Linked DNA regions of Mus musculus: region 2 is linked to region 1. Evidence: chromatin loops called from intact Hi-C (ENCODE). Cell type or tissue: left cerebral cortex. All regions are shown on one strand. Each heading gives the region's core, and the rest is flanking DNA. Links, peaks and the distances in the headings are about the cores only.

The links. Hi-C counts contacts between places; a loop is a spot of excess contacts. Peaks named below come from ENCODE experiments on the same cell type or tissue, not always from the same donor. Only the 100,000 strongest peaks of a DNase experiment are listed, where the experiment ranks them.
Region 2: it touches region 1 in a loop (2.0-fold over the local background); 21 of 42 quality-filtered maps call a loop at or near these places.

Annotation. Positions count from the first base shown.
Region 1 is chr16:17,200,058-17,216,277 of GRCm38, reverse strand. Rimbp3 (RIMS binding protein 3) reads right to left here and starts at 8,143. Exons shown (of 1, transcript NM_001033338.3): 1 at 2,296-8,143. The coding sequence starts at 7,564. The coding sequence ends at 2,744. Gm22129 (a small nuclear RNA gene) reads left to right here and starts at 10,380; the gene lies at 10,380-10,486. Ube2l3 (ubiquitin-conjugating enzyme E2L 3) reads left to right here and starts at 14,786. Exons shown (of 4, transcript NM_009456.2): 1 at 14,786-14,843. The coding sequence starts at 14,817. In left cerebral cortex, for the core only: CTCF peaks have their summits at 6,088 (motif pointing left) and 6,993; DNase peaks (open chromatin) are centred at 6,077, 7,072 and 7,267; H3K4me3 peaks cover 2,160 bases; H3K27ac peaks cover 741 bases.
Region 2 is chr16:17,124,236-17,140,455 of GRCm38, reverse strand. Sdf2l1 (stromal cell-derived factor 2-like 1) reads left to right here and starts at 8,073. Exons shown (of 3, transcript NM_022324.3): 1 at 8,073-8,332; 2 at 8,663-8,859; 3 at 9,668-10,318. The coding sequence starts at 8,146. The coding sequence ends at 9,949. 2610318N02Rik (RIKEN cDNA 2610318N02 gene) reads left to right here and starts at 15,254. Exons shown (of 7, transcript NM_001358255.1): 1 at 15,254-15,466. It overlaps Ccdc116 (coiled-coil domain containing 116), which reads left to right. Exons shown (of 5, transcript NM_001373948.1): 5 at 387-1,392. The coding sequence ends at 1,223. Mir301b (microRNA 301b) reads left to right here and starts at 15,960; the gene lies at 15,960-16,056. It also overlaps the pseudogene Gm6440. In left cerebral cortex, for the core only: CTCF peaks have their summits at 8,085 and 8,318 (motif pointing right); DNase peaks (open chromatin) are centred at 8,010 and 8,767; H3K4me3 peaks cover 1,749 bases; H3K27ac peaks cover 508 bases.

The DNA.
Region 1 (16,220 bases), core at 2,748-10,747:
AAGGCCAGCTTGTGCCTCACAGAGTTTGAGTTTAATCTGGTACACATTAATAAAAATTTTAAATTAGCCATAGAGGTGGTGGCACACACCTTCAATTCCAGTATTCAGGAGGCAAACATAGGTGGATCTCTGAGTTTGAGGACAGCCTGGTCTATAGAGACAGCTAAAGTTACACAGAAAAAAAACCCTGTCTTAAAAAACAAAAAAAAATAACAAAACAAAATTAGGGTACTTTTTTAACATGCTAGGAATCAAACACAGGCCTTGCACATTCTAGGCAAATGGTTCACTTCTAAGCTATATCCCTAATTCCTGAGATAGAGAATTTTATACTTTGGTTAGTTTCTACATCTTAATTTTATTTTTATAGGATTTATGAGTATTTGAGTGTTTTACTTACATGTATGTAGTAGCACTATGTGTGCCAGGTGCCACAGAGGGCAGAAGAAAGCATTCGATGCCCTGGATCTGGAGTTCTAGGCAGCTGTGAGCATCTATGTAGGATTGAAACCTGGGGTCTTCTGGAAGAGCAGTCAGTGCTTCCAGTCAATGGGTTGTCTCTCTAGCACCTTTGAATGGGGGCATGAGGGAGTGTGGCAGGGTCTCTCTCTGTGGCCCTGGCTATCCTTTAGTCTTTAGATGAGGGGTCCTCAAACTGAGATCCACCTGCCCCTTGCCTCCTGAGAAGTCAGATTAAAGGCATTTGCCACTATGCCCAGTGTTTTGTTTTGTTTTTCTTTTAACCCTTATTTTGTGTGTGTTTGTATATGGGCCTATGAGTTCCATGGTACCTGTGTGGAGGTCAAAGGACAACTTGAGTTGGTCCTCTCCATCAACAATGTGGGTTTTGGAGACTGAACTCAAATCTTCAGGGTTGTCTGCAAGCACCATTACATACTGAACTATCTTATCAGCCCCAGTTTATACAGTAAAACAAAACAAAACAAAACAAAAAAACCATTTGTAGGGCCTGTAAGATGGCTTAGCTGGTAAAAGGCACTTGCCAATAAGCCTGAAGTCCTGAGTTTGATCTTTGGGATCCACACAGTGGAAGGGGAGAACTGACTGCCACAAGTTGTCCTCTGACACCACACATACACAATGATATGTGTACAGGAACATATGTATAAATACAAATGCCCTATTAAGTAAAAACAATTGTGAAAGGTGTTGTTCTCAATTGCTATGGATTAAGAGAAAAGGTTCGCTGGGCATGGTGGCACACGCCTTTAATCCCAGCACTTGGGAGGCAGAGTCAGGCGGATTTCTGGGTTCAAGACCAGCCTGGTCTACAAAGTGAGTTCCAGGACAGTCAGGGCTATATAGAGAAACCCTGTCTCGAAAAAACAAAACAAAACAAAACAAACAAACAAACAAACAAAAAAAGAGAGAGAGAAAAGGTTCTACCTGCCCTCCGGAGTTGGACATGAAGTCCAGCAAGGTGAGCTGGTCTCTGTGCCCTCCTCTGATTAGCTGCAGAGCCAGTCTGAGCTTGTTCCTCAAGGGTCATAGAGACTGGTAGGAAAGGACAATGACCTCCAGTTTACCGGATGCTGGGTGGATTTCCTCTCCACTCTACAACCTCAGCTCTCCAGCATTGAATGAGTGGAGTTTCAGGTGACTCCACTCTGGCTTTCCATGTCATTTTTAAACCTTTTGAGGGGCTCCCAGCAGTTCCTTTCTCCTTCCCACTTTCAGATAGTAGCCTTCAAGTCCAAGTTAACCTCCTTGCTGGAACAGCTGGTGGACAGCTCAATATTTTGGCCCCAGGGGGCTTCCAGTTGTCTTTGGCTACACTCTAGAAGGCAGAGTTCTCTGTTGTATCTGAGGGGAGAAGCGGGAAGTCCCAACCTCCCTGTTCACTAGCCTGGAGAGCCCTGAAAGACCATGGGAGGTGGTGGCTCTTGGTTGTCACACAACCTTGGACATGACCAGTCTCCTTCAAATTGCCGTAGGCTCTTCTGTAAAGCATACAGGAAATACTTTCCCAAGGGGATCCCTTACAAAGCATCATGGGAACACCAGCAGTTCCTGGAGTAGGCCCCGTAGCCTAGAGGCACTGACTCTGCCTTACAGTACAGAGCTTCAGCTCTGCCTCTAAAGAGGCTAAAGCTCTCCTACCTCATTCACCTTAGCTGGAACAGCCTGCCCTGAGCAAGGCTCACCCTACAGTGACAATATACCTCCCGTCCTTTCAGGAAAATGCTCCTGCCACCATTCCACATCCACTGGACAGAGGGGAACAGAGAGGAGGTAGGCTCCTATTTCCCTTGGCCATGCTTTAACTCCCGAAATATTCTTTTTCTATGAACATTTTAATGAGGGTTGAACATAAAATAGAAAAATAGCATTTTCTGATTGCTTTTTCTTTTTAAATTTTCTTGAGACTTTCATACAGGCAATGGATGGATAATGTTAACCTGCTAACGAAAACATACTGACCACAGAAAAAGGCATCTCTAATACCCATCATGGTTATCCGTGTCTTTGAAATAGCCTATCAAACTCTCAGGGGTTGGCTGGTTTACTTTTCTTTGGGGAACAACTCAGATTTAAGTCCTGCTGCTGTTGGTTACTAGGACAACATCTGAGGACTGTTGTCAGTTTCAGGTGATGTTGCCTGGAGCCAGTGTTGCTTACGGTGGCTAGGGAGGAGGGATACTGTGTGAAAATTCATGTGCTTGCTTCTGTTTCCAAGGGGTGTTGGGCCACCGGATGCCACTACCCTCCAAGGGAGTCGTGCTTACTCTCCATGGACAGGCAAGTCATCCAGCAGGTGGGCTGGGACCAGGCCCCTGTGTCCACCATACTCACCATAGTAGAATCCCTTATCATCCACAGGCCCATAAACTGTGACTACATCTCCAGCTCTCAATACCAGCTTGCCCTTTGCCTGGACCCCTGCTCTACCATCCCTGGGATCGTAGTCCAGAGCTGCCACCATTGTCTTTGGGGTCCACAGTGTGGGTGTTCTGGAGTTCCCTTGAGGCATGTAAGATCCCTGGGAATTGGTTAGACCCTCCAAGTCTTCACGTTGAGTCTCAGAAAGCAGATGGCCTTGTGCTGGCAGATGCCACCTCCCATCAGTCTGTTGTGTGCCCACCTCTACCTCAACTACCAGGTGCCCGGGGATTTTGCCCAGGTGTCCATTGCACTCTCCGTGGTAGAAGCCATGGAGATCCAGTGAACCCCATACCCTCAGCAGCTGCCCTTTCTGGAAGGCCAGCTCTTCTTCTGCAGCTTCTGAGTTGACAGATATTACAAGGGGGCTATGGTCAAAGAGGGCCAGGAAGACCCTGACTGGATTGTTTGCGTCAGTCTCCAGCTGGTCTGGGCTACCACTTGTCATCTTAATGACTTTGTTGGTTGGTGCTGGGCATAGCACTGAGCACTCTCTCTTGCTTCCGGGAGTCCCTTGTCTCTGTCCATTTTGGGACTTGTTCTTTCTTTGCTCTGGCTTCTCTGTGCCCTGAGAATCCAAACACAGGGCCTCCTTCTCCTCAAAAACATGATGGAAGTCAGCTGGTTGGCACTGGCTGGAGCCTTGCTGGTGAGGTGGGACCATCGGGGCATATTGATTTTGAAGAAGGGCTTTCTCAAGGCCAGGCTTCTCCCAACAACGTATTTTTCCATGTCCAATTTCTGAGGAGAGATGGACAAATCCTGGAGCAGGACTCCCACTGATGCATATGTGTGGGGCATGTCCTTCCTCTACCCCAGACTGGCCAAAGAGAAGAGGTGGCTTGTGGTTCTGGGGACTCTTCTGAAAGGACAGGTCCTTCTCGTAGCCCTTCCAGGCTTCTGTGGGCCCCTGAGCTTGGCTATTTGTTCCATCTGAGCTCAGGCTGGACAGTGACAAATGCTTCCTTGGATGTTCTTCAGGGAATGCTTCTAGAAACTTCGCCTGGGGCTCCCCACAGTTTCCAGGGCCACGAGGACTGGACTTGGCACCCAGAGAAGCTTGTACCAGCTTCTGGTGACAGACAGGGAAAGGGTTACCATCTGTGTAGTTAAAGGGAGGAGCTCCTAGGAATGGGCAGCAGGAGAAGAAGTCCTCGGGGATTTGAGCCGGTACTGAATCCAGAGACTCGCCATACAGTGACATGGTTCTCACTGAAACCTTCTGGCAGGATAGGGGAACCTGAAGCTGAGAAAATTCCAACAGGGTGTTTCCAGCAGTGGCGTCGGCAACTTCGGTCACCTTGAAGCCATCTACATACACAGCATAGCCAGTGACCTGCACTCCATTGGAGGACCCAGCTGAGTCTATGGTCACAGGGAGCCAACTGACCACTAGGACACCCGGAGAGGCATGGTGTTCCACCAGCACATCCAGAGGGGGGTCAGGGGGACCTGCTAAAGGTGTATCAAAAGTTAGAGTGGAGGACGTTGTTTCCCAGAGCACCTGTAGTAGGTCCCTAGGTAGCTGTACCCCCACCCTCACCCGGTAACACGTGCCAGGATGTAGGCCTTGAAAGGTGTAGTGGTTCACACCTGAGGGAGTCAGGATATGCTCTTCATCATCTAGGTACACCACATGCGGATATCTATTGCTGCCAGAGGCCCAGGTAATGGTGGCGGAGGTAGCCGTGACATTCTGCAGCTGTAGTTCCATGGGGGCCAGACAGAATGCGCCTTTGGCCTCCAGGAGGGGTCTGGAGAAGCTCTGCTCCTCCAAGCTTGATTTCAAGCCCAGCCAACAGGCTTCTGTCTTGGTTTTCAAACTCTCTGCTGCCATATCTGTCTTAGAGTCTACCCTTCCTACCTGACACAGACCTCTCTCCTGTACTTCCCCAAGTAATAAGCTGCCTTTCTTCAAGACTTTGCTGTGCCCAGCTGGTAGTGCAGTGGGACCAATGTCAGGGGACTTGAGGAATAGGTGGTTCAGAATAGGGCTTCCTGAAATCGGTTCCACTAAGTTGGAGGGGACTAGCCCTCGCTGCCCATTCACAAGCTCCCCTTCATAGAAGCCATCCTCATCCATGTCCCCAAAAACATAGACATAGTCCCCAGCTGTGAGGGGCAGCTTGCCTTGACAATGCTCACTAGGCCCTTCAAATGGATTGTAGCTAGATCTAGCCAAGAAGAGCTTGAGCTTGGGAATGATGGGAGCCTCAAGGCTCCTCATTTCCAGGGGAGTGGACATACTGTCTGGTTCTAAATCATCCACTTCACTTGCTGTGTCCATGTCCAAAGAAAGGCAAGATGGCACTGTAGCCCACATGGACTCTACCTCTGAGGAGGAATTTGACTGTGAACTGGTTTTCTTGGCTTGCGGTTTGGAGTCCAGAGACTGACTAGTTGAATTTCTGTCTGACACTTGGGGGCCAGCAGCTGGTTCCTCAACGATAACTGGATTCTCCTGCTGGGAGAGACAAGCAGGAGGCTGTATGTCCCTGGTAGGCAAAGGTAATACACGTTCTTCAGATTTTGTTTTGAACGTGGGTCTCCCGCTATCCCTGGCTTGGGACTCTGAAGCTTGGGTGGTCTCTGATGTCTCTGAGGGGTGGCCAGGCTGAAATTGCAACCCCTGCATCTCTTTCCCGGAAGTCCTAAGGTCACTTAGGGCTTTATTCTTGTAGTGCTGCAGCTGCTGCCGCCTGTCTTGCGCATATCCCTCTTGTTGCAGCAGCTGCTCAGCCAGCAGGCTAGTGGCTTCGAGTTCCTGCCTCTGCCTCGTGTGACTTTGCTGCCGGGAAACATTGCTGTTCTCATCTGCCATCTTCTTCATCCAGTTGGCCAGGGCCTGCAGCCGTGCATTCTCCTCTGACAGCCTGGCGCCTTTGTGCAGCGCGGCCTGCAGTTGTGCCTCTGTCTCCTCGTAGCGCCGCTCAGCTGCGGCTGCCTGAACGCTCAGTTCCTCGCATTCCCGCCGCTGTAAACCCAACTCGCGTTCCAGCGCCTGCACCTGGTGCCGAGTTATCTCCGAGGGTGTGCTGGGTCTGCCCGCGTCTGCCCAGGCGCCTGCTTTACTCTGATGTAGAGTCAACTGTCTTTGCAGGCGCAGCACTTCCCGCTGAGACTCACGCTGCAGCCGGTCCAAGTCACTGATGTTGCACCATTGCGCGCACGTGGCGCCCTCTTCAGGATGCGAGGAGCTGCCAAGGTCCGCGGCGATGCGCGCCTGCAGCAGGTGGCACTCCCGCCTCAATGCTTCGATCTGTAGATCCTTGGCTTGCAGCGCGCCAGCCTGTTCTGACAGGTCCTGAGCACGCTGGCAGGTAAACACTTGGCTCAGGTCCAGACCTTCGAGGCTCTCACCTGGCACTGGAGCACTCATGGCCCTCAGATTGGTCTCCTGAAGCTTGCGGGCCCTGTCTTCAAGGCGCTGAGCGAGATCGGTCAGCTCTGCGTGCTTCACCTTGAGCCATTTCACTTTCTCTCCTGCCTCCTCGGAGAAGCCTTTACGCCGCAGATGCAAGTTTTCTTCGCGCAGGTCACAACAGCGGCGAACCAGCACCTGCAATGCCTCGGCCAGCTCCGAGTTCTGCCTCACCAGTTCCTGGTAGTCCAGACCCGGAGGCGAGGAGGTCGAGGCTTCGCAGGGCTTGTTCTCGGAGCTTTCTTTCTGCAGGTCATTAGGTTTCCTATGTATTGATGGTAGCTGAGGCGGCGGCTGGGGACTGGAGGTGTCTGGAATAGACGCGCTGGTCGCAGGGGCCCTTACCTCGGATTCAGAAGCCTGGGAGCAATTCAGTGTGTTGTCCAGTGAGCAGGAATGTGCTGTTGCCAAAGATTCGAGGGAGCCGGCGCGCGTGGGCAGCAGGTCGTTTGGAGAATGAACCCGGACGCCAGTGTTCAGGCTTTCGAGGGATCCGAGTCGACGAGCAGGCTTTGGGGTGCCACCAGTGTTACTCTGGGCTTCTAGGGGCGGCTCTTCCAAGGAATGCGTGGCTTGGGGGTCCGCGGGTCCCGGTAAAGCCGGCTGCCAGCGGAAGTGCTCTAGGATGTATTTAAGGAATAGCTGGCGCTCCACGTCTAGCGCCGCCTGCAGGTGGCGGATGCGCGCGGCTTGTTCGCCGTCGGTCTCCCAGCGCAGCAGCGCCAGCACTTCCTGCAGGCGACAGCGGCATTGTGCCGCGGAGGCTTCGGATGCCCCTGAGCGGCTGCAGTAACCACGGTTCACTAGCTCCTGGGCCAGCTGACGCTGAAGCTCCCTTGCCTGGCGCAATACAACATCGCGCTCCTGGTGTAGCAACTGCTGCAGCTGCCGCATCTCTGCCTCCTTCCAGCGCAGCAGCTGCCGGATCTCGGCCTCACGCTCGCGCTGCACCTCCTCCTGCAGCTGCCGCAGCTCCCGGAGGCGTCGTGCCTCCCACTTGGAGCGCAGATGGTCAGCCAGCTGCTGCCGCTCCTGCTCAGCCGACTCCCGCAGCTGGCGCGTCTGGGTAGCGAAACGCCTCCGTTCCGACCGGCCGCGCGCGCGCTCGCCCTCCAGCTCTGCCCGTAGTTTTTCTAGCTCTCGTCTCTGCTCCTCCAGCACTGCGGCCGCTGGGCCGGGGCTGCTTGGCTTCTTGGGCGACGCGCGGCCACCACCCAAGGGGGTGGGTGAGTCCTTTGTCATTGTGGCCGCAGCCCGGCAAGAAGCCAGAGAGATAGTTTGGTATTGGTAGGCCAGTTAGCCAACGGCCTCCGCCCCCGGCCGCTGCCAACCGCCCCACGCGCCCCTTCCGGCGCCCCTAGGTGCCCTCCGCGCGCCTCTTCCGCCTTGGGGGCGATCTCCCTTATAACCTGTCGCCTCCCCACAGATTGAGTGCCTTTCGCTTCTTCCTAAACTCCTGAGACCCCTTTCAAACTAGCCTCTGAACTTCCCCGGATACCCCGGGCATATTTCGGAGCCCACACATATCTGCTTTAGGGCTTTTGTGACCTGTTCCACTTTCGCCCTGGCAGTGTGCAATCCTTTCCAGAATTAGATCCCCAGTAGGGTTCCTAGATGATCGCTGATCCTGGGCCTGAGTAAAAATGGATTCTGGTCAGATCTCACCTGGCTCTACTAGGGTTTCTGGTCGAGTTTTGAAATTAGGTAAACTTCTTACAAGATCTGCTTAAATTTGTGGTTGAGCTCTGAGCCCTAAGTGGCTATAACTCCTCTGTTCCTACGCAGGACCCAACATGCTAAGCCTTTTCTTTGTTCTTTTTCTTTTCTTTTTTCTTTTTGGTTTTGTTTTTTTGTTTTTTGTTTTTTTGTGTTTTTTTTTTGTTTTTGTTTTTGTTTTTGTTTTTTTTGAGACAGCGTTCCTCTGTGTAGCCCTAGCTGTCCTGGAACTCACTCTGTAGACCAGGCTGGCCTCAAACTCAGATATCCGCCTGACTCTGCCTCCCAAATGCTGGGATTAAAGGCCATCACTGCCCGGTGCCTTTTCTTATATCAACTGAAACTTTGTGTTGTTTGTTTGTTTGTTTGTTTGAGACGTGTGTGTGTGTGTGTGTGTGTGTGTGTGTGTGTGTGTGTGTAGAGCTGGCTGTTCTGGAATTCACTCTATAGAGCAGGCTGTCTCTGCTTCCCCAGTGCTTGGATTGCAGGAGTTGACCAACATGTCTTGCATCTGAGCCTTTTTGAATCAGCAGGTGGCAGTGACTGAGGATTGATTGCACCCACCTCAAACATGCTGGGCAAATTTTATACCACTGAGATTCATATCCTGTCTCTGTTTCTGTCTGTCTCTGTCTCTCTCTCTGTGAAGTAGTAGTAGTACTAGTAGTAGTAGAGACTGAGCCCAAGGTCTCATTTAGTAAGTAATAGGCAAGCACTTTACTATTCATTATATCTTCAGTCTTCAGCCCCTTTAAAAATGTAAGATGTTGGGGCTGGAGAGATGGCTCAGTGGTTAAGAGTACCAAATGCTCTTCCGAAGGTCCTGAGTTCAAATCCCAGCAACCATATGGTGGCTTACAACCATCTGTAACAAGATCTGATGCCCTCTTCTGGAGTGTCTGAAGACAGCTACAGTGTACTTACATGTAATAAATAAATAAATCTTTAAAAAAAAAAGTAAGATGTTAAGATGAGCAGTGGTGGTATATCCTTTTAATCCCACCATTCAGGAGGAGGAACCAAAGCCATGTTTTCTGCAAGATCAGCAAGCACCCATAACCCTTGAGCCATCTTTCCAGCTCCCCAAAACATTAAAAAAAAAATATATATATATATATAGTCTCACTCTGTAGCTCTGGATGGCTTAGAACTGATGTCTACTGGGCTATCCTAGAAGTCACAGAGACCTTGCCTGGAATAAAGGTATGCAGCACCATGCATGAATGTCTGTTTGAAGTTTCTGGTGGTGGTGGTAGTAGTGGCGATGGTGGAATTTTTTGTTTTGTGTTTGTCTTTGTTTTGGAGACAGGGTCTGGTCTTTCTATGTCCTGGCTGACTTGGAAGTTGCTATGTAGACCAGGCTGGGCTCAAACTCACAAAGATCAACTTGCCTCTGCCTCCCAAGTGGGATTAGAGGTATGTGCATGGCACTATACCCATCTCCTTTTTAAATTCATATTTGAGTTAGGATGTTGCTAATTTGTCCAGGCTGACCTTGCACTAGTGGTCTTCCTGCATCAGGCTACCAGACAGCTGGGATCACAGGTGTGCACCCTACACCTGACTCAAACCTACTCTTGTCCTCTTACCTACTGCTCACTTTTTCCTGTCTTTTGGTATTGATTTGGTAGTTTTCTACTCCAAGGAGCCTTTCTGGACTCTCCAGGCTGGGCTTAGAGTTCCCAAGATGCTCTAGCCCACAGGGTTGCCTTGATGACTCTACATACAGCTGCTTTACCTTTGAGGAATGGGTATGACTAGTAAACCTTTGTGTCTCTGCCCAGAGCAAACTCAAAGCAGGTAAAAATGGAATGTCTTTCCCATGCAGGTTGGACCAGGCAGATAGAAAGAACATAGAGGGTACTGTACTTGGTCTCCAGGCCTACCCAGTTCCAACACTCAGCAAACACCTGTCAGCAAGCTTTAGGGTGTACACCGGGCATGGGGGTATTGGGAAGAGGCCTGAAGGTGGGCAAGGAATGAAGCTTCAGCCAGCTTGTTGGTAAGGTCCAGACCTCAAACGAGGGACAATAGACTCTCCTCTTTCCCTCAAGGAAAAACAAGACCAACAATGATAATAACACCTAATGCTGGGTGGTGGCCCATGCCTTTAATCCCAGCACTTGGGAGGCAGAGGCAGGTGGATTTCTGTGAGTTTGAGGCCAGCCTGGAGTTCCAGCACAGCTAGGGCTACACAGAGAAAATCTGTCTCAGAAAAAAAAAAATCACATATATAGCTATTGTCTGGCTACTTTAGTGTAGATCAGGAACTTTCCTCCTATCCGGTTCCTCCCTGTTCTTCCAGGCTCTGGCATTAACTGGCTTACAAAAAACCACAGTGGTGCTCGCTTCGGCAGCACATATACTAAAATTGGAAGGATACAGAGAAGATTAGCATGGCCCCTGCGCAAGGATGACACGCAAATTCGTGAAGCGTTCCATATTTTTTATGTGTAATACTCAAGTTCACAAGTTCACAGATCCATTGTGTGGTTTAACAGACTATTCTTGAGGAAAAAAAAAAAAAAAGACAGATCTTGGATAAAACCAGAAAAAAAAAAAAAAAAACAACCCACAGTGATAACTAACCTTCCATAGCCATACATTCTGTCAGAAAGATCCTTTGTGGTGCCTTCTGAGTACCCAGGGTGACTTACTTCCTCTTCTTCTTCCTCCTCCTCCTCCTCCTCCTCCTCCTCTTCCTCCTCCTTCTTCTTCAAGACAGGTTTTCTCTGTGTAACAACCCTGGCTGTTCTGGAACTGGATCTGTAGACCAGGCTGGCTTCAAACTCACAGAGATATGCCTGTCTTTGGCTCCTGAATGGTATAACTAAAGGTGTTCATCACCATGCCTGACAACACCTGGGCCTTCTAACCACTGTGTGCACTCAGCTCCTGGCAAATTACTGCTATAGTTATTTATCTAACAAGATTCCCCTAACCCTATAGAAAATACCTTTGGGGGCTGGAGAGATCACTCAGTGGTTAAGAGCACTGGCTGCTCTTCTAGAGGTCCTGATTTCAATTCCCAGCAACCACAAGGTGGCTCACAATCGTCTACAAGGGGATCTAATGCCCTCTTCTGGCCAGAGGATGTATATGCAGCAGAGCACTCATATAATTAAATATTTTTTTGGCGGGGGGGGGGGCGGGGGGGTTCGAGACAGGGGTTCATAAATTTTTTTTAAAAGAAAATACCACCCGGCAGTGGTGGTGCACGCCTTTAATCCCAGCACTTGGGAGGCAGAGGCAGGTGGATTTCTGAGTTTGAGGCCAGCCTGGTCTACAGAGTGAGTTCCAGGACAGAGAAACCCTGTCTCGAAAAATTAAAAAAAAAACAAAACAAAAAGGGGGGGTGGGTATGGGGGACTTTTGGGATAGCATTGAAAATGTAAACGAGGAAAATACCTAATAAAAAATAAATTAAAAACAAAACAACAACAACAAAAAAACAAACCTTTGGGAAACAAGAACATGAGAATTATGGTTCACAATTCATTTTCAGAACTGAAGCAGAGCCGGGCGTGGTGGCGCACGCCTTTAATCCCAGCTTGTCTACAAAGTGAGTTCCAGGACAGCCAGAGCTATACAGAGAAACCCTGTCTCGAAAAAACCAAAAACCAAAAACAAAACCAAAAACCAGAACTGAAGCAGATGAGGGTAGCAAGTGAGAAGCCAGTTATACTTAGCCTTTAGTTTATCCTGGGTTACAAGAAGCCTGTCTTCTTTTTTTTTTCTTTCTTTTTTTTTTTTTTGAGACAGGGTTTCTCTGTATAGCCCTGGCTGTCCTGGAACTCACTTTGTAGACCAGGCTGGCCTCGAACTCAGAAATCCGCCTGCCTCTGCCTCCCGAGTGCTGGGATTAAAGGTGTGCGCCACCACGCCCGGCAAGAAGCCTGTCTTTATGGAGCTCTTAGGAGGCGCTGCTTTGCAGAGACGATCCATGGGTGTCAGTGGCTTTCCAGGGCACCTGGCAACAGAGGCTGAGGATTTAGGTTGTTATTTTATGACGATATGGGTGGTTTCACAGCTCATGTGACTTACTTGACTGGGGTTCAAGCTATGAGGTCTGGAGATCAGCCTGTCACCAGAGAGAGGATTTGGTGTAGATCTCTAGAGTCACCTCACTCACCAGCTGGTATTGCTAGTCATGCCAGAGCCTCCTGTGGCATGTCAGATGGGTTTCAGAAAAGTGTCTTTCTTGGTTTCTACCCTGTTACTTCATGTGACCCAGGACACCACTGTGCTTGAGATATGTGAGAACGAGTTACAGACTTGGAGGCAGATTAAGCCATGTTACTGCTTTCTCTGAGTCTCCCCACTTACAAAATGAAAGAGAAAGATTACATGGGCTGTTTTCAAACTGGATTCTGTGGGGTTTCAGAGTTCCTTGGATAGCACAGGACTGCAAGGGTGAATCGAGGAAGCAAAGGGAAGAGAATTTCTACCTGCCCCAGTGTACAGATCTCATAAGTGTCATGTATATATTCTAAGAAAGACACTGGCTTAACAAAGAAGTAGTAGGCCTGAAGAGATTGCTCAGTGCTCTTCCAGTATGAAGGCTCACAACTGTCTGTCAGTATAGTTCCAGGGATCCAATGCCCTCTTCTGGCTTCAACAGGCACCAGACAAGTAGATTTCTGTGAGTTTGAGGGCAGTCTGGTACAAATAGTGAGTTCTAGGATAGCCAGGAATATATACAGAAATCCTACCTCAAAAACAAAACAGAATTGAAATTTTGATTATTCTTGCCTCTGCCCTCCCTTGTCTCCCTTTCACCACACCAACACTTCTTCCTCTCTTTACTTTTTTAAGTATATTTTTATGTGTATTGGTACTTTATATATATGCATGTATGTCTGAGCAGCTCCAGATGTATACAGTGCCCTCAGAGGTCAGAAGAGGGTGTCAGATCCTCTGAGACTGGAGCTATAAGTGCTGTGAGCCACCTTATGGATGCTATAAATCAAACTTGGTGCTGGGAAGTGGTGGTGCACACCTTTAATCCCAGCACTTGGGAGGCAGAGGCAGGCGGATTTCTGAGTTTGATGCCAGCCTGGTCTACAGAGTGAGTTACAGAACAGCCAGGGCTATACAGGGAGATCCTGTCTAGGAAAGCAAAACAAAAAAGAAATCAAACTCGGGTCTTCAGATGAGCATCTCTCTCTTTCTCTCTCTCTCTCTCTCTGTGTGTATGCTCATGGATATTATGGTGTACTTGTGGAAAATCAGAGGATATGGCTCTACCACCTCCAGGCTCAAATTATATGATCTTAAGATGGGTATTATAGATGGGTATTATAACCCTTAATCCTAGCAATTGGGAGGCAGAGATTGGTGGATTTCTTTGAGTTCAAGGCCAGCCAAGGTTACATAGCAAGCCCATGTCTCAAAACAAGAACAACAAAACAAACAAACAAACAAAAAAAGAGTTATATTGTTTGAACCAAATTTGAAAACCTCTGAATTAAGTGTCCTGAATATTCTGCTGAATGAAAGCAATGCATTCTCTTCACATTTCTGTCGGCCTCATGTTGCCAGCTCTGTACTGCTAGTTTCTCCTTAGAGCTTCAGCCCTTTTGAGACATGGAGTCTGGGGTCTTGGTGGCCTAGCCCACCATTCCCCCACTGGTGTCAAGTGATTTTCCCTTAGGGAGTCTATTAATTTTAGATAGAAAGGGCATCAAAAGACCAAAGCAAAAATCCTTTCTAATGGGCACATGGATGTTACTCATGGAGTACAGGTACTTTCAGAACTTGAGGGTGGAAGCTGGAGGATCAGGAGTTTAAGGTCATCTTTAGTTATATAGTGAATTTTGAGGCCACCTTAGGCTACATGAGGCCTTATCTACATCTCATCTCCCAACCTCCAACACTTCTCCACTTGTAAAAGCACTGAGTGAGTGTAGGGTTTGCCTTCTGGCAGTTTCTTTCTTCCTCTCTGGATATTTCAGCCATTACTAGGATCATACTATGTAGCTAGGCTGGCTAGAATCTATATTCTGCTTGCCTCTGCCTCCCTCTGCAGGAATTAAAGGCACAATCCACTTATCTTCGGCTGCCCTGCACTGTCTTATTCATGGTATTTCTTCAGTGAGCCTTCCTGAGAAGCAGATCCTGTAGTTCTTGTGTGTAGGAGGCTGTATGTGAATGTTAGTGTGGGCGTGCACACACATGCATGTGGAGACCTGAGGTCCACAGAATTCTTTCCTTGTTTGTACTTTACAGGTTTTCTCCTTGAATCTGAGGCTCACCATCAATTCAGTTAGGCAGGTTAGAAAAAGAACTTCAGAGATCTAACTGTAACTTACCTCCCCTAGTGCTAATGACCATGCTTGCTTCTGTGTGGGTTCTTGGGAACCCAAATTCAGGTCCTTCTTGATCAGGCAGGCACTTTACCGATTGTATTACGTGTTCAGTAACAGAATAACTTTCTCATCTCCCAGTTTTGATTTCTTCACAATGTTTAGTAGTGCCTGAAATAATCTTGATTATTCTATTATTTTGTGTACACACTATTTATAGTGCACCTACTATGTGTCAAGCACTGTATGTACTTGCCATAGGATTGGAGGCGCCATAAAGTAAGGATCTTTAACTGTCCAGGTCACTCGAGTCTACACAGGATTCTATAGCCCTGGGACCTGCACACAGTAGGCACATTTCTCTATTCCGCGCTCTTCCCGGTTAGCCCCTCCCCCGCTCCAGGAAGTGAGGGGGTTCTAGCCGCCTGGCCTACCGCGATGCATTTTGGGAAAGCAGCAGCACCAGATCCAAGATGGCGGCCAGCAGGAGGCTGATGAAGGTAAAAGCCATTCTCTGGCGCTGGCCAGGCGGGGGGCGGCGTCCCCGGGCCGGGACCCCTACGGCGGGCCGCGGTTCCTTGGGGCGACGCCGTTCTTCATCCCTCATTGCGTGGCCCCGCTGTGCCGCGTGCGGAGAGATCTAACGGGGCCGCCTAGGCCGCAGCCTGGGCGGGAGCGCAAGGCCGCGCTGAGAGCCGCCGCTGCCGGCCCTTCGGATCAGCCTGGGCAGTTCTCGAGCCCCCTCCTCCTGGAGCGAAGCCGGGCCCTCCGTCGCAGCGGCCGCGGTCCGGGTCGAGGACGCCGTTGATGTGTGGGCCGGGCCTGGAGGCCCCAAGCTGGGCGCCCTCGGGGAAGAAAGCCGGAGCCCCGGCTGGGAGTACGCGCCGCGGAGCCGCCCGGTCCTGGGCCGCGGTCGCCGTTCTCTGAGCCCCATTCCGCCAGCCCACAGCTCCGGGACCGGGAGGCTGCGAGGCCCGAGACGGGAAAGGAAGGAGGAGGGCAGGCGGCCAAAGTTAGGTCAGTTAGTTGGTGGTCTTTTGAAATTGTGTTGGGTCCACGCAAACTGTCGCCTTGTGACTGCAGAGTCACACAGCCGACAAGTTCCAACTCTAGGAAGGCGTGGGGTCGTCTCCCTGCGTAGCTAGGTTCTCTTTTCTATCCACCTCTTAGTCATCCGCATCTCCTTTCCCTGATGAAGGGTGGGGGTTGGTTTCTGTCGTTGAAATCAAAACCTGCCAAAGTTTACGAAAATAACTTGGTATACGCACTTTGTATCTTGAATGTATGGGAGTGTCACTTCACTAATTGGCTCCTTTGGTGAAGCATACAATATAGGTGCTCAGTTGGAGTTTTTCACGAGTAGATCTGCGGACATCCTCTAAAGATAACCCGCCAGTGTTTGAGTGCTACCTGGTAGTGCGGCCGAGCTCTCGCCGGACCGGAAATAAAAAAGGTCGCAGGAGCTGGCTCTTGAGACCAAATTTGTATTTGGTTGATGGAGTCACTGGAAACAAAAGAAAGCCATTTGCTCACTGAAACCTAGAGAGAACATTTGATAAAACTAGAGTGGAAGTGGGCACAAAACAATTGTGATCAAACCCCCTTATCTGTTCTGCGGGTGACACTCCATCATTTACCTACAGGAAAGGAATGCTAATCACTTCCGTGTTCAAACCCCAAAAGTTGTCGTCCCTTCAGCCTTGTGGGTTTCAGTTTAGGAAGATTTCGTGACTGCATGCTGTTTTCTTGTAATTTGATGACATGAATTCATCTGCCTTTTCTCAGGTCCCCTTCTCTATCCTTTTCCATGGTTACCCTTCTTGGGCTCCAGAGTTCTTTTCTCTAAAGCAAGTATTTAGTCCTTTCCTTCTGGTTAA
Region 2 (16,220 bases), core at 4,106-12,105, 77 kb after region 1:
CTGCTCCATAAAGGGGACCTTGGTCAGGAAGTGTGTATGAAGACATAGATGGCCTGACTTTGAAGGTCTCTAGACATCTCATCCTACCATCATCAGGGCTCCGATGTAATTCCTTCTGAACACAAGCTGTGTGCAAGCTTTCATGCACACAGCCTGCTCAGGCTGCTGGGCTTGCTCTAGACCTGACAGGTGCAGCATATGGACTGAATGTTACAGTAGGCAGATGTGGCAGGCCTGTATCCTGGTGTGATGAGCTTGGTTTCTCTGACTGTAATGGGGGAAGATTGGCACAACGGCCAAGGTGGGTGTAGCAATATGATGTCACAGGGCAGCAGGGGGATGACAAGGGTTAAACGTCTCCTTTTCTCTCCTTGGCTGTTGCACAGAGCCCCAACACCAAGTTTTCGAAGAAGAAGCCTCTGCCCGCCATCTCATCTGTTTCCAGCTTGTCCTACATCTCTAACCCCTGGTTTGAGGAACTCACTAACTTCTTGGTTGAGCAGGCAGTCTCCTTGCTTATCTGCAAGTACAAGTTTGAGGAAAGCCTCAATAAGCAACTTGGCTTCATCTCTTTTCCTATCACTGAGGTTCTCATGGACATCTTTCTGGGCTTCAAGAAGGTGAAGGGTACCCACATCCGCCTGTCCTCAGACATCAACTGGACCTGTCTTCTTCGTAAGTTGGAAGAAGCTGAGTTGTCACAGCAGGCCCTAAGACATGCCTCCAGGTCAGGAACCTCTCCACGTAGTGTCTCCCGTATTGGCACCACCCAGCATAGCACAGAACCCTCCTCCATGCAACCGGAGCTTACTGGTGACACAGACCAGGACCAGTCTCCAGAGTCCTACCTCTCCCTCCACCCTGAGTTGCCAATCCACCAGCTGCTCAACTCTCAGGATCCTGGAACAGGCCAGGAACAGACACCTAACATGAACCTGTCAGAGGCCAAGCACTCTATAATCTCCAATGCTAGTATCGGCTCTAGATCTTCCAAGACCAAGAAAGTGGAAAACACTGAAGAGGGTGAGAACGGTGAGGAGGAGGAAGAAGAGGAGGAGGAAGAAGAGGAGGAAGAGGAGGAGGAAGAGGAGGACAGAGGAAGTAAGGAGGATGACACCAAAGATTTTTTTGAGGGTGAGCACACACCTCCTAGCCCGCCTTTGCATGAGTTGGAGAACTTTATGAATACAACCACTGTAATGAGCCCAAATAACTCCCCATGAGGCCTCTGTGAGCCACAAAGAGTACTCCTGTCCTATCCTAATAGCTGGCCACTCAGCCAGCCCTGTTCTGAGTGAAGGTCAGGATGACTGGGTGCTCAGGAGGAGCTCTGCTAGTATTATCAAGGGAGCCAAAGAGCCAAATGGAAATAAATACATGTTGGTGGACACAGCTGTCTGGTGCTGGTGTGTTATCTTCTTCCCTTGCACCTGGATGCCTGCCCCTAAATAGCATCTTCAAGGTGAGCCAGCCCTGATGGTACATGAACTTTTCTTTAGGATATAAGATATATAATGATGATATACAGAAGTAATGATTTTAACATGGTCCAACTTGGTGAATTAATGATTTTATGGTTTACAGGAGAATGGATGAATGATTACTACAGAAGTGTGAGTGACCCCCCCAACACCTCCATCACCAAAGTCTCACCCCAACATGGCTAATTCTCCATAGCTGTATAGATAGACCCCAACCCAGACTTGAATTCTCTTCCACCCTGTATAGACTCTAGTACAGTGATTCTCAGCCTTCCTGATGCTGATATCCCTTAATACAGTTTCTCATGTGGTGACCCCAACCATGAAATTATTTTCCTTGTTACTCCATAACTGTAATTTTGCTGTTATGAATCATAATGTAAATATCTGATATTCAGATGGTCTTAGGTGACCCCTATGAAGGGTTATTTGACCACAAAGGGACGCAGCCCACAGATTGAGAACCACTTCTCAAGGTGGAAGCTACAGGAAGCAAGATGTAAACTGAGAACTGTCAGACCTGGCAGATCCAGCAACTGGAAGATTTCCAACATAGGATAGTTGATGAGTTTAGGACGATAGATCCCACACTCAGCAGTTGTGTCATTTGTTGATTCTAAACTAAGATTGTTTGGTGTTTTCCATTTGTGGCGACTCAGGTGATGGGATGGGAACAAACCGAGACCGCCAGCGCCAGGGCTTCCCCTTCTCTGACCTTGTCTGGGGCATTCACCACCACCCCCACGTCCTCTATGTGCATAATGTCCTGTAGCCTTAGTTAGATTACAGGATCTATTTCCTTTCTCCCGGTTAGTTCAAGATCATCTGAGATTGCTGAAATGTTTCCCCATGCTAATGATTTCAGGACCCTAAGTCCTCAGCCAATGACCTTTGCCCATCCTGGATGTTTCTACCCTCAGTTCCCCCAAAATTATATAAACCTGGAGTCACCTCAAGTAATGTTGATTTGCGTCCCTGTAGCCAGTCCCTGTGTGTCTTCACCAACATACTCACAAGGTCTTCAGAACCTGTCTTCAGAACCCCGTGTCTGTCTCTGATCCCTTTGCTCTCTTGGCCTATGATCCCTGAGGAGTGGGGGTGGGGTTGTCACATTTGCAACCTGAGACTGCTTATCTATGGAGACCTCCTACCCAGACTGGCCAATCTTTGCATCTTTTGAACATAAGTATGTTAAGGTTCCCAGTTGTGCCAGGTAGAGAACCGCACTTTATCCCAGCTTCATTTTTTTTTCCAGCAAAATTTGACAAGTCGATTTATTCAGTTGTCTTAGTCATCTGCAATGGTGACTTCAACCTCAACTCCCGGCTCAATACAGATGGAAGTAATCTTTTTAACAATCTCAGAAGGGCTATGTAAATCAATGAGTCACTTGTGGATCCTCATCTGGAAACGATCCCAGGTCTTGGAACCTTCACCGCACGGTGTTTTTCTGGTAGTGATTCTCAAAGTCTTGGTAGGCATGCTCACCGGTCCTTTCACTTTCAGATTCTTTTCCTTGGCGCCTCTGATCAAGTCCACACAAACCTCCTCTAGCGACTTCACATTGCGGCTAGTGAGCATGATTCGAATTCGGTGTATCGCCACTTCGGGCTCCACGGGCGTCTTTCCGGTATCTTTAAATGCCATGGCTGAGGCGCGGCTTCCTGACCGACTTGTTCCTCAGCAGAAACCCATTTTCTTGTTTTTGTTTTTGTTTTTTTGTTGTTTGTTTTTCGAGACAGGGTTTCTCTGTATAGCCCTGGCTGTCCTGGAACTCACTTTGTAGACCAGGCTGGCCTCGAACTCAGAAATCTGCCTGCCTTGAGTGCTGGGATCAAAGGCGTGCGCCACCACGCCCGGCCCAGCTTCATTTTTATATGTGTCTATATGTCTATCCTTAATTCTCTTGCTTCCCCTAGTCAGGGTTTTGGGACTCAAGCCTTTCAGGTAGTGGCAATGTCTGCTTTGGGTGTATTAGTCAGTGTTCTCTAGAGTAATGGAACTTATAAAATGAATCTCTCTTTCCATATATATATATGCACACACACACACACACACACACACACACACATATATATATATATATATATATATATATATATATACACATATACACACACACATATAGGTACATATATGTGTATATATACATATGTACACATATATAAAACACACACACACACACATATAAAAGAATGGTTAACAGCCTGCAATTCAGTTAATCTAACAATCACTGACTGCAGCCTGGTCTACAGAGTGAGTTCCAGGACGGCCAGGGCTACACAGAGAGACCTGTCTTGAAAACCCAAAAATAAATAAATAAATATAATAATAATAATAATAATAATAATAATAATAATAATAATAATAAGTAAATTTAAAAAAATCACTGACTATGAATGGAAAGTCCAAGAATTCAGTAGTTGCTCAGTCCACAAGGCTGAATGTCTCAGCTGAACTTCAGTATACACTGGAACCCTGAAGAAGTAGGCTCTAATGCTAGTGCAGGAATGGTCTTGCTAGAAAGGAGAGAGCAAGCAGGCAAAGAGCAAAAGCTTCCCTCTACCATGTCCTTTTGTATTGATTTCCAGCAGAAGATCTGGCTCAGATTAGATCTAGATTAGAGATGTGTCTTCCTACCTCAAAGATCCAGATTAGAAGTGGATCTCTCCACTTTAGTTTAAGCAAAACTCCCTTATAGGTGTGCTCTCTATTTTGGGGTATTAGTTAATTTCAGACGTAGTCAAGTTGACAACTAAGAATTGCCATCACCGAAAGTCTTCCTCAAAGGGTCTGAGGTTCCCTCCACGAAGCTAAGGGATAATGGAACGACACAACTGTAGAGCTCACTCTGGCTACACCCACACTCTTAGATCCAAGAAAAGCTTGACTATCTGTCATTCTGAAGGACTAAGGTCTTAAGGTAGGTAGATCAGGGATCTATTTGTAGTAGAAGCCATATCCTCTACATGGCCATACCAATCCCATAGTTGCTATGTCCCACTGGCCTGATCCCATTTCAAGGAAGGACTGTAGTTAGGACAAACCAAGGGATTCTGGCTATTTTCACTGATTACTGAAAATATATGTAGACTGTAGAGACTGGCCTTTGACCTCTCTTCCAGAGACAAGAAAATCTTGTGAGAAGAAAAATGCTAAGAGGGTACCCTTGATTTTCAAAGACAATGGCTGCTAATTAGCACCACTGACAGTTCCCATTGCCAAGTCCAAAAAGAGCTTAGCTCTATCACAGCTTCAGAGATCTTCCTATCTGGGAGATTGGGAGAAGCCCCCATTGGAAATCACTAACATCTTATCCTAGAAATGTGCATCTTTAGCCCATGGCCCAGTGATCTCTTGGCAGACCATTGAGCCCTGTTTTTAGCTGTTCATGTCTGAAGCTGCAACATTCTAAATGAGCATTCTTCTTACAATGTCTGTCCTGCATGTAGCCTTCCTAGATTCAGTCATCTAGCCTGAAGCTTACCCCCCCCACCCCACCCCAGCACTGCTCCAGGTAGACTACCAAATCCGCTCACAGTCAGTTCTGCTCTCACATCCTCAGGGCTGGCTTATCCACACCCTCACGTCCAGATCCAGCTCCACTGTGATGTCCAGTGGCTCACTCTCTCAAGTGCTGCAGTCTGAGAGGCATTGGGTCACCTCTCCCACTCTCACACCCTTGGGGCTGGGTCAGCCATGCCTCCTTGCCTCCCTACTGTGCTGCCCAGGCCAGGTGCAGGCCCCACTGTCCCCAGTACTGCAGCCCGTGAGGGACAAGGACAGCTCTCCTGTTTCACAACACAAGGCAGCAACAGAATGATAACAAGGAGGAAGCCCGGTGAGGATCCAATATTGATGATGTCACAGAAGCCGGAGATCTCCAACCAGACCAATGACTCATTGCAATGAACATTTGCAAGTGAAGATGTGTGGACAGAGGGGTATGCTATGGGACAGACTGTGACATACTACAGCTTCCATGATGAGATGTTTTCTATGTTGTGTGTGTGTGGTTTTTATTTTGCGGTATTTTATTAAAGTTTGGATATGAGGGGACAGGGAGATGAGCAGGACTGGGGTACATGATGTGAAACTCACAAAGAAGCAATAAAAAGTGTAATTTTAATTTTCTCTCTATCTTTTTTTTTTTTCAAGACAGGGTTTCTCTGTATAGCTCTGGCTGTCCTGGAACTTACTTTGTAGACCAGGCTGGCCTCGAATTCAGAAATCTGCCAGCCTCTGCCTCCCGAGTGCTGGGCACCACGCCCAGCTCTATTTTTTCTCTTTACTTTTATTGATGTTTCTTAAATGCTTTAAAGTCCTGTCTAGCCTACCACCCACCAGAACTGGAAAAGAAAGGATATAGGGAAAGTGAACCTGTTTAGAAATTGTTCTTTGGAGCAAATCTCATGTGTGTTGCCAAGAAATCAGCAGTTTAGTTCACAGGTCAATAGTGGAAGCTGGATCCAATCACAAATGGCTACAAATATACCAGCACTCCAGTTCGGTAGTGTGCAGTGACACAACCTAGCAGGGACAGCAAGACCTCAGCCCAATTCAAATGAATCAGCAGAAGGGACCAGGACCAATAGGAGTGCCAGGAAAAACTCTTGGCTGTGCTTCTTTCAGGGAGGGAAGATCAGCTAAGAGGCAAGACCAACAAGCATTTAGCTACCTACGTTAGCAAGCCAAGTCTATCACTGTCCATCGAGTCCTTTTTATTCTCTCTGTAAACATTATGTGTCCTCCATGGGTCTTGCCTCAGCACATGAGTCTGTCTTAGCAAAACTCCATGTGAGTCTGTCTCAGCTGACATCACTCTGTCAATTGGCAGAGTCTGTAGAAGTGGCAAGAAGCGAGACATACCACCACCAGAAGTTTTTTGGTGCACTTTTCTCTATGGAGTCCTGACAAATGGAGCTCAACTACGAAATGTAAGATGGACCAATATATGTGTGTCATTAGCAGAGAATCCATTATCATATGTCCTTTCATGTGTTTGTTTAAGCAAAACATCCTTTTATCTGAATGTTCCTTCATGAGTCTGTCTTAGCTTTTCATCTATGTCCACTTCAGCAAAACGTTCCTTCACATGTTTGCTCCAACAAAACATCAACCCAATGCAACTGACACATAGAGTCCTTAAGTCTCCACTTCAAGGGCTGGAGAGATGGCTCACTGGTTAAGAGCACTGTCTTCCAGAGTTCCTGAGTTCAGTTCCCAGCAACTACATGGTGGCTCACAACCATCTGTAATGGGATCCAATGCCCTCTTCTAGTGTGTCTGAAGACAGCTACAACTCATATACATAAAAAAAAAAAAACTGTTTTAAAAAGTTTCTGTGAGAGAGAGAGAGAGAGAGAGAGAGAGAGACGGAAACAAATATAAAATGTCATGAGGTGAGGCCCCATAAAAGTTAAAAGAATTTTTGGTTCCCCCATTTTGGCTCTGGAGTGTAAGCAGAGATATTTTGTGTGAGGCTGTGGTCCTTTGTGAAAGGCAGTTCTGGCTGAGCCTTTTGTAAATTATTCTTGTTAGACATTCATGCACGAGATCCCCTCCTTCTCAGCCTCATATTCATGTGTGTGTTAGGGTTAAAGGCCTGACAAATGACTCTATTTTGATTCTAACTATTCTGACACAGCTTACTTAGAAACATGTTGTCTGCCTGTCATCCTCTCTAGGCGGATGACCTCAGACTTATTCTTGAACTTCCTGCCTCCACTACTTGAGGGTTGATTTGCTAAGGATCAAATCCAGGGTTTTGCGCTTGCTGGACTCACTCAACTGAGCTACATCTGCAGACGGAAACATAAACTTTAATGCAAACATAAACTTTACTGCGTATCTAGCTAGTGCCCTAAGTACATGCTTCATCAGCTTCTTAGTAATGTAGCCTGGAGGGGCAGTTCCTTTGTGAATACTCAACAGATGGATGGATGGATAGAGTGAATGTGTGTACGTGAGCGCGCGCGCCAGCACTGTGTGAGTGTGTGTGTGTGTGTGTGTGTGAGAGAGAGAGAGAGAGAGGGCTCACAGCTTTGTCATCCAGCAACCTTAGGATTCTGCCACCAAATGACTCAAGTAGCTGCATGACTAAGAGAATTAAAAAACCATGGGGTCCAGAAACTGATGTGATTCAGTTTGATTAACTCCTGGGGCCAGGAGATTTCAATAACTTTGTTATCTGCCCACTTTGAGACCACAAAATCTCGTAATTAACATAAGAACCTGTAGCTTTATCCCGGGGTCTGAGTGGAGGGACACGAGACTAAAGTTTAGGGGGTCCAGGGTCAAAGGGGTTCCTATACCTACTACACCCGAGGATCTCTAACCGGGAGCCAAGTGACTAGAAGCAACCAACCCGGGTGTGCGGCTTTCCGTGGCCTCTCCGGGGACGCTCGCCGCAGCCACTGCTTTATTGGCGGGTCCTCGGAAGCGTGGACCAGTTAAAATCCTCCTGGTGTCTCCAACCCCTTTCCAGCTACCTCCTTGGAAGCTGGGGGTGGGGCCGCTGCACACGGTCCAATAGCAGTGCAGGAGGAACGCGCGCGCGCAGACGATTGGCTGCCGTGGGAGGGCGCTGTCAGAGCTGGATTGGCCGCTGTTGAGGACGGAAGCGCAGAGGTCTAGAGCAGCTGGAACCTGGCCGGCTGGCGGGATGTGGGGCGCGAGCCGGGGCAGGGTAGCGGGGCCAACGCTGCTGGGGCTGCTGCTGGCGCTCTCAGTGCGGAGTGGGGGCGCGTCCAAGGCCAGCGCCGGGCTAGTGACCTGCGGGTCAGTGCTGAAGCTGCTCAACACCCACCACAAAGTGCGGCTGCACTCACACGACATCAAATACGGATCTGGTGCGCAGGGGTGGTGACTGGGACCGCCAGGGGGCGGAGGGCTTAGAGACTAGGTGGTCCTAGCGGGGTCTGTGGGTTGTCAGGGAGCTGGGTGGTTGCGAGTCTAGACTCGCTTGTGGGTCGTGACTGACAAGCCTGAGGGATCGAGGATGCGCGGGAAGGGGGAGGGCGATGTCCACCGGTACTTAGGGTCTGGCCTGGGCTGGGGTGAGCTCTTTGGATCCTAGAGTGGTAGGGGCTGTGAGGGAAACTTTTTAGTGTTCAAGACGAGGGTCCGGAGGTCTGTGATTAACAAGAATCCACGGGGTGGGGTGGGCTGTTACTCTTCAGGCAGCGGCCAACAGTCGGTAACCGGCGTGGAGGAGTCCGACGATGCCAATAGTTACTGGCGGATTCGCGGCGGCTCCGAGGGTGGGTGCCCGCGCGGACTCCCAGTGCGCTGTGGGCAAGCAGTGCGGCTCACGCACGTGCTCACCGGCAAGAACCTGCACACGCACCACTTCCCGTCGCCGCTATCCAACAACCAGGCAAGCCCCGTTCCGAAACCCACAGAGGCTGCGTGGGGCAGGGACCCAAAGACAGAGGGAGGGATGTAGGGGAGGGGCCCAAGAGGGGACTCAGTGTCAGCTACTGTGAATTGGGAGTTTCTATTCAGAAGTTTATGGAGCTCCTGCTCTGGGTCCTGTCCCCAGTAACTTTCTCCACCGAGTTAGAAGTGAGAGATTAGTTCGTATTTGGACACAGAGGTGGACCCACAGCGCAGATAATAGGAAACTGCAGGAAGGAGAAACTCAGGGCTGGGTCTTAAAGAGAAGTGGGAGCTTCTTCCTACTCCTTCCCCTCTGCGAAAGAGTTCCTACTAAAGTACAGTGTTCATTGCAGCTGGTCTGGGAGGGACGCAGGGAGAATCTGACAGTGCTTTGGAGAGTTTCAGGGGGAAAATGTTGGAGGGGAATTTGGGGGTAAGGCCAGTTGGCACTACACAGTCTGATACAAGAGGCTCTATGCACCTGAAGAATGGGGTGAGAGTCTATTTTGAGACCAGATTTCTCTATGTAGCCCTGGCTGTCCTAGAACACACTATGTAGACCAGGCTGGCCTTAAACCCCCCAGAGATCTGCCTGCCTATACCTTCTGAGTGCTACGCTTAAAGGCGTGTGCCGCTGAGCCTAGCTAGGGCAGGACTCTTGGCTTCCATTTTCATAGCTGTGAATGCTGAAGGTCAGGAAAAGGAGCAGAGGCCCCAGGATACTAGGTGCAAATATGACGGCCAGACATGCAGCTCAGGGGAGCTTGTGCCCTCTGTGTGACTGTTCCTATACCTTATACTCTCAGGAGGTGAGTGCTTTTGGGGAAGACGGTGAGGGTGATGACCTGGACCTGTGGACAGTCCGATGTTCTGGGCAACACTGGGAGCGAGAGGCCAGTGTCCGCTTCCAGCACGTGGGCACCTCTGTGTTCCTGTCGGTCACTGGTGAACAGTATGGTAACCCCATCCGTGGGCAGCATGAGGTTCATGGCATGCCTAGTGCCAATGCTCACAACACGTGGAAGGCAATGGAAGGAATCTTCATCAAGCCTGGAGCAGATCTCTCCACGGGTCACGATGAACTCTGAGAACCAGATGAGTGATGGGAGGGTGGCTGAGTGGCAATCTCGGGGTCACTCTTGTGTAAGACTTTGTTTGTAGGGGCCCTCAAGTGCCTTTATGATTAAAGAATGTTGGTCTGGGATTATTTTTGCTGTAACCCTGGGGAAGATCTGAAGGTGCCAGCCATATCTGTCCAAGTTACCATCTCACCTGTCTCAAGCACCTGCTGAAATTTTTTTTTTTTTTTTTTTTTGAGACTGTCTCACTATGTATCCTTGGCAGGCCTGGAACTCACAGAGAGATCCACCTGCCTCTGTCTCCTGAGTGCTGGTATTAAAGGTGTACACCACCACAACTGGCCCCAACCTGTTCAATAAACTCATTTTTATTACTAAGTGTGAGTGCATGAGATGTGTTTGTTGCCACCTGTACCTCAGAGCAGCTCTCTCTAGTCGCTTCTCATCTTCCACCTTTATGTTGGTTCCAGAGATCACTCTCAGTTTGCCAGCTTCACACAGTACACATAGCCATCTCACTGTCCCAAACCTTTTCTGGATGCCTGTCTGTGCAGTTTAACTCTGCAGTCTACCATACAGTGTCGTCAGAGCCGCCGACCTCATTTCCCAGGACTTGACCTTAGGCAATTTCTCTATTGAAGGGCCTTGGCCGTAGGCAGGGCCCCTGCCAACTGGGATGGGCTCAAACTCTCCAGTCCTCTCATCTCTTACTCTCAGGAACCCATTCTTCTGGTGGTTGCAGCAGTTTTGAAACTTATCTTTGACTAAAGGTCTGTTGAGGATTCTGCCTATCTATTGGGAATTAACACCTCAGGCTCCCAGACTTTTGATGGCAATGGCACACTCCCCCTTACTCTGACCTGCCCATGGTGCAGGCCCCCACTAGGACATCCAAGGCCCTAAAGAAAGAAGAGAACTAGGGAAGATGACTTGCTAGTTGGGAGCACAGCCTGCACTTTCAGAGGACTAGTAACTATGTCATGTCAGGTGGTTCACAACTTGTAACTCCAGTTCTGGGAGGGATCTCTCAGACCTCTTATTCCTGCACACATGCGCACAAACCTACAGGGACACCTGTAATTTTTTTTTCCATTTTTTATTAGGTATTTAGCTCATTTACATTTCCAATGCTATACCAAAACTCCCCCATACCCACCCACCCCCACTCCCCTACCCACCCACTCCCCCTTTTTGGCCCTGGCATTCCCCTGTACTGGGCCATATAAAGTTTGTAAGTCCAATGGGCCTCTCTTTGTAGTGATGGCTGACTAGGCCATCTTTTGATACATATGCAGCTAGAGTCAAGAGCTCCGGGGTACTGCTTAGTTCATATTGTTGTTCCACCTATAGGGTTGCAGTTCCCTTTAGTTCCTTGGGTGCTTTCTCTAGTTCCTCCATTGGGGGCCGTGTGACCCATCCAATAGCTGACTGTGAGCATCCACTTCAGTGTTTGCTAGGCCCTGGCATAGTCTCACAAGAGACAGCTATATCTGGGTCCTTTCAGCAAAATCTTGCTAGTGTATGCAATGGTGTCAGCATTTGGAAGCTGATCATGGGATGGATCTCTGGATATGGCAATCACTAGATGGTCCATCCTTTCGTCACACTTCCAAATTTTGTCTCTGTAACTCCTTCCATGGGTGTTTTGTTTCCTATTCTAAGAAGGGGCAAAGTGTCCACACTTTAGTCTTCGTTCTCTTGAGTTTAATGTGTTTAGCAAATTGTATCTTATATCTTGGGTATCCTAAGTTTCTGGGCTAATATCCACTTATCAGTGAGTACATATTGTGAGAGTTCCTTTGTGATTGGGTTACCTCACTCAGGATGATGCCCTCCAGGTCCATCCATTTGCCTAGGAATTTCATAAATTCATTCTTTTTAATAGCTGAGTAGTATTCCATTGTGTAAATGTACCACATTTTCTGTATCCATTCCTCTGTTGAGGGGCATCTGGGTTCTTTCCAGCTTCTGGCTATTATAAATAAGGCTGCTATGAATATAGTGGAGCATGTGTCCTTCTTACCTGTTGGGACATCTTCTGGATATATACCCAGGAGAGGTATTGCTGGATCCTCCGGTAGTACTATGTCCAATTTTCTGAGGAACCGCCAGACTGATTTCCAGAGTGGTTGTAGAAGCTTGCAATCCCACCAACAATGGAGGAACATTCCTCTTTCTCCACATCCTCGCCAGCATCTGCTGTCACCTGAATTTTTCATCTTAGCCATTCTGACTGGTGTGAGGTGGAATCTCAGGGTTGTTTTGATTTGCATTTCCCTGATGATTAAGGATGTTGAACATTTTTTCAGACACCTGTAATTTTAAAAGAGAAGGGCCTGGCGTTGTGGCGCACGCCTTTAAGCCCAGCACTGGGGAGGCAGAGGCAGGTAGATTTCTGAGTTCGAGGCCAGCCTGGTCTACAAAGTGAGTTCCAGGACAGCCAGGGCTACACAGAGAAACCCTGTCTCGAAAAAACAAAACAAAACAACAACAACAACAACAACAACAAAAAGAGTGAGAAGGGACATCGCAAGGGAAGACAATTTCCCCACTCCAAACAAACAACAACAAAACCCATCCAATCTGGGTGGTTAAGGTTGTATAATTTAAAAGCAAGAGCTGGGGGACTAATTGAGTTGTGGAACAGTTGGTACTTGGTATGTTTTTTTTTTTTGTTGTTGTTGTTTTTTGTTTTTTCGAGACAGGGTTTCTCTGTGTAGCCCTGGCTGTCCTACTCACTTTGTAGACCAGGCTGGCCTCGAACTCAGAAATCTGCCTGCCTCTGCCTCCCAAGTGCTGGGCTTAAAGGCGTGTGCCACCATGCCCGGCTGGTACTTGGTATGTTTGAGGCTATAGGTAGAACATTTTCTAGCATGTACAAGGCATAGGGCCCATTTACAACACTAACATTAGATAAAATAATGCACATAAGAAAACACACACACACACACACACACACACACACACACACACTAGCAAAAGGTCCCTCACCAGCAAGCTGGCAGCTCACTAGTGGTGTGTGCATGGCCTCTAGAGGTGGGGGAAGGAATGACAGATTTCCTGGGCTTGACTGAGTAGGTCATAAGGACTTCAGGGGAACTAGTAGGATGATTTCCTGAGGGCCAGGAAAAATCCTAAGAGGCTGAGATGACAGTTGGCTGGGAGGGACTTGGGATAGTGTGGGAAGAACTGATAACATGGATTTGAGAAATCAGTTGACTTTACTAATGTGTGGATGAGAGAAAAGCTGTAGTCAATTTGAATCCTGAGGGGAGGGAGTTATGTCTTGGACCATTACTCCCCTGTCTGTAAGAGACTTGGTCTTTCCACTGACAAACTTTTATTTTGAGACAGGTTTTACCATGCGACCCTGGCTAATCTGAAACTCGCTATGTAGCCTGGTCTCCTTGAATTCATAGAGATCCACCTGCCTTTGTCTCCCAGGTACTAGGATTAAAGATGTGTACTAATGTGCCTTGATCTATTGCCAAACTTTTAAATGCCATTTTAAAGTGTGTGTGTGTGTGTGTGTGTGTGTGTGTGTGTGTGTGTGTGTGAATATGAACATGAGTTAGGTGTCCTCAGAGGTCAGAAGAGGGTGTTGGATTTCCTGGAGCTGGGACTGCAGGTGGCTGTAAGCCATCTAGTATGGCTGGGGAACTCATTTAAGTCCAATTTTAACAGTTCTGCAAGAGTAGTACTCGATTTTGACAGCCATGCCATCAATCTCTCCAGCCCCCAAACTCATGGAGCAGAAAAGTTGCTTCCATGCAGAATGCAAAACATTACAAATGAAAAGCACAGGAGCAGCAGCAAAACACTTTAATTTTACATTTGATTTTTATTTTTATGTGTATGGGTGTTTTGACTGCCCATATGTCTATGCATGCAATGGCTTTAGAGACCAGAAGACGATACTGGACTGGAGTTACAGATGCCTTTGAGACAACTTGTGGATCCTGGGCATGGAACCTGAGTCCTCTGGAAGAGCAGCCAACCCTCTTAACCACTGAGCCTTCTTTCTGGTGAGCCCCCTCTCTTTAAAGACAGTATTTCATGTAGTTCAGGCTGGTCTTGAACTTCTGGCTCTTTTCTCCACTTCCCAAATGTTGGAATTTCTGGATGTTTTATTTTGTATCTGTGTGGAGCGATGCAGTGTGGTGGCTGTATCCCCAGTACTGCAAAAACCTAGGAGGATTACCATAAGCACAAGGCTAGCCTGGTCTACTCTGTGAGTTCTCAACTAGCCAGCCGTGATATACGATGTCTCAAAAAACCAGCATTCTTTTTTTTCCCAAAGAAGACAAAACAATGTAGGGACTGAGATATTATGGGTCAGTGTTAATAGCATTGGTTGCTCTACCAGAGCATATGGGTTTCATTTCCAGCATGCATGTGTTTGCTTACAATCCTCTATAGTTTCAGTTGCAGAGGATAGAAAGCCTTTTGACCTCCCTGAACACTAGGCATGTACATGGTGGTACAGACAGGCAAACAAAGCACCCATACACAAAAAATTACATTTAAAATTAAGTGGACAAAATGAGTTCTTGAAGATCGAAAACCAGCTCTGTCTGCTTTAAAAATATTTTCTTTCAGCCTTTGAGCTGGGGGGTAAAGATTCCCTGTCTCATATGGATATAACTAGGGGTAAAGCTCAGACGCCAGCTGCAAAACTCTGTTTTTCCCTTCGCTGACAGAACTGAGTAGAACACCTCAGGTTCTGGGTGCTAGGTGCTGTGTATCTTTGGACATATTAGCTCAGAAAGGTCACTTAATGAACTCTTACCCATAAAGTGGTTCACATTCTCAATGACATCAATGACATCAGAGCATTTCTTCACTTACAAAAAGTGCCAGGGCCTCCTCAGCCCAGCCAGAGGTTTCCTGATGACGATGCTCTGAAGTTGGACAGAAAGAGGGAAGGCCACGGTTTTTAAGTAAATGTCCCATCCTGGAGGAGCAATGAACAAATTTCTCGCGAAATACGAAGCATCCCCTAGGGGTTCATTCAACCGCTGGCTTGGCCAAAGGACACTTTGCCGGGATCTCAGAGCCCTCGCTAATTTGGTGAGCTGTGTAGTAAGCATGGACGCGCCCTCATGAGTATCACTATAATAACTACAGAGAAATGAGCTGGGAAAAGGCGGACAGAGCTCCTTTTCAAGAGTTATGAATGAGGAGAAAGTGTTTGTAGAACTCATTGTTAAAACGGTGGAGCCAAAACTCGGGCGCCTGGCCAATCGGAGCCTGGAGGCTATTTTGAAATCTTTCCAGCAGCAGCCAATAGGTGCGCAGGAGGCAAAGCTTGGTGTAGGCGCAAGCCAATGAGGCTGGCGCTGTGCCTTGAGGCCCGGGGCTCGGCCCTCGGGACTGTCAGATGGTTAAAGATGGAGCCGAGGGAGAGAGGGCGCCACGAGGTGCTGAGGTGCGGGGTTGTCCAGATATGACGGGGCCGCCGCCTACCTGGATCTTCCACTAAGCTTCACCTTGTCCCCCTGGTGAGAACAAGAGGTGTCTGTCCACGTGAGTAACTGGTCTGGGATAGGGTGTGCGGTGAGGCCAGGGAAACTCCAGATGCCAGGAAGCCCTAGTTCTGCTCTTCTAGGCAGGAGAATCTGTTAGGATAGAGTGCAGAACTCATACTGGGGGAATGGACCAAGGACCGGATCTCGGACTCCAAGGGCCTCACGTGCAAGGAGTGAAGTATCCCTCTTATTCTAGTTCTGGTCTGAAACAGGGTACAAGTAGTCCCACTGTGCTCCCCTCTGCAACTGAGCGCAGGCCTCTCTCCTTTGTGTTTGAGCCCCCTCGGGTGCTCGCCCTTCAGCTCCCTCCTTGGAGTACCTCACCAGAATCAGAAGCCTGTTAGAGAAAGTTTGAGTTCCCTGAAGTTAATAAGTCCAGAGGACTGCATCCGGGCTGGAATCCCGTCTGTTCTCCGAGCTTGGATAGATGTCCCACCCACCCATGGTGGTTGAATTTCCAGCGCAGCCCTGCGTGCAGCGAGGGCGATGGATTTCCTGCTGGCTGCGGGTGCTCTGACTAGGTTGCACTACTGTGCTGTGAGAAGCAGTGCAATGGTATTGTCAAAGCATCTGGGACCAGCCTCGAAGACCACCTCACCTACTGTTCCTTCTTTCTTCCCTTTCCAGGCCTGGCCCCTCAGGCCTGCAGGCCGTACCCTCCCCCTGCTCATTTTACTCTCTTCTCCATGGAAACTTGAGATTGTAGCCAGGCCCGTGTCTCTGGGGTCAGAGGGCATCCTTTGCTCAGGCCG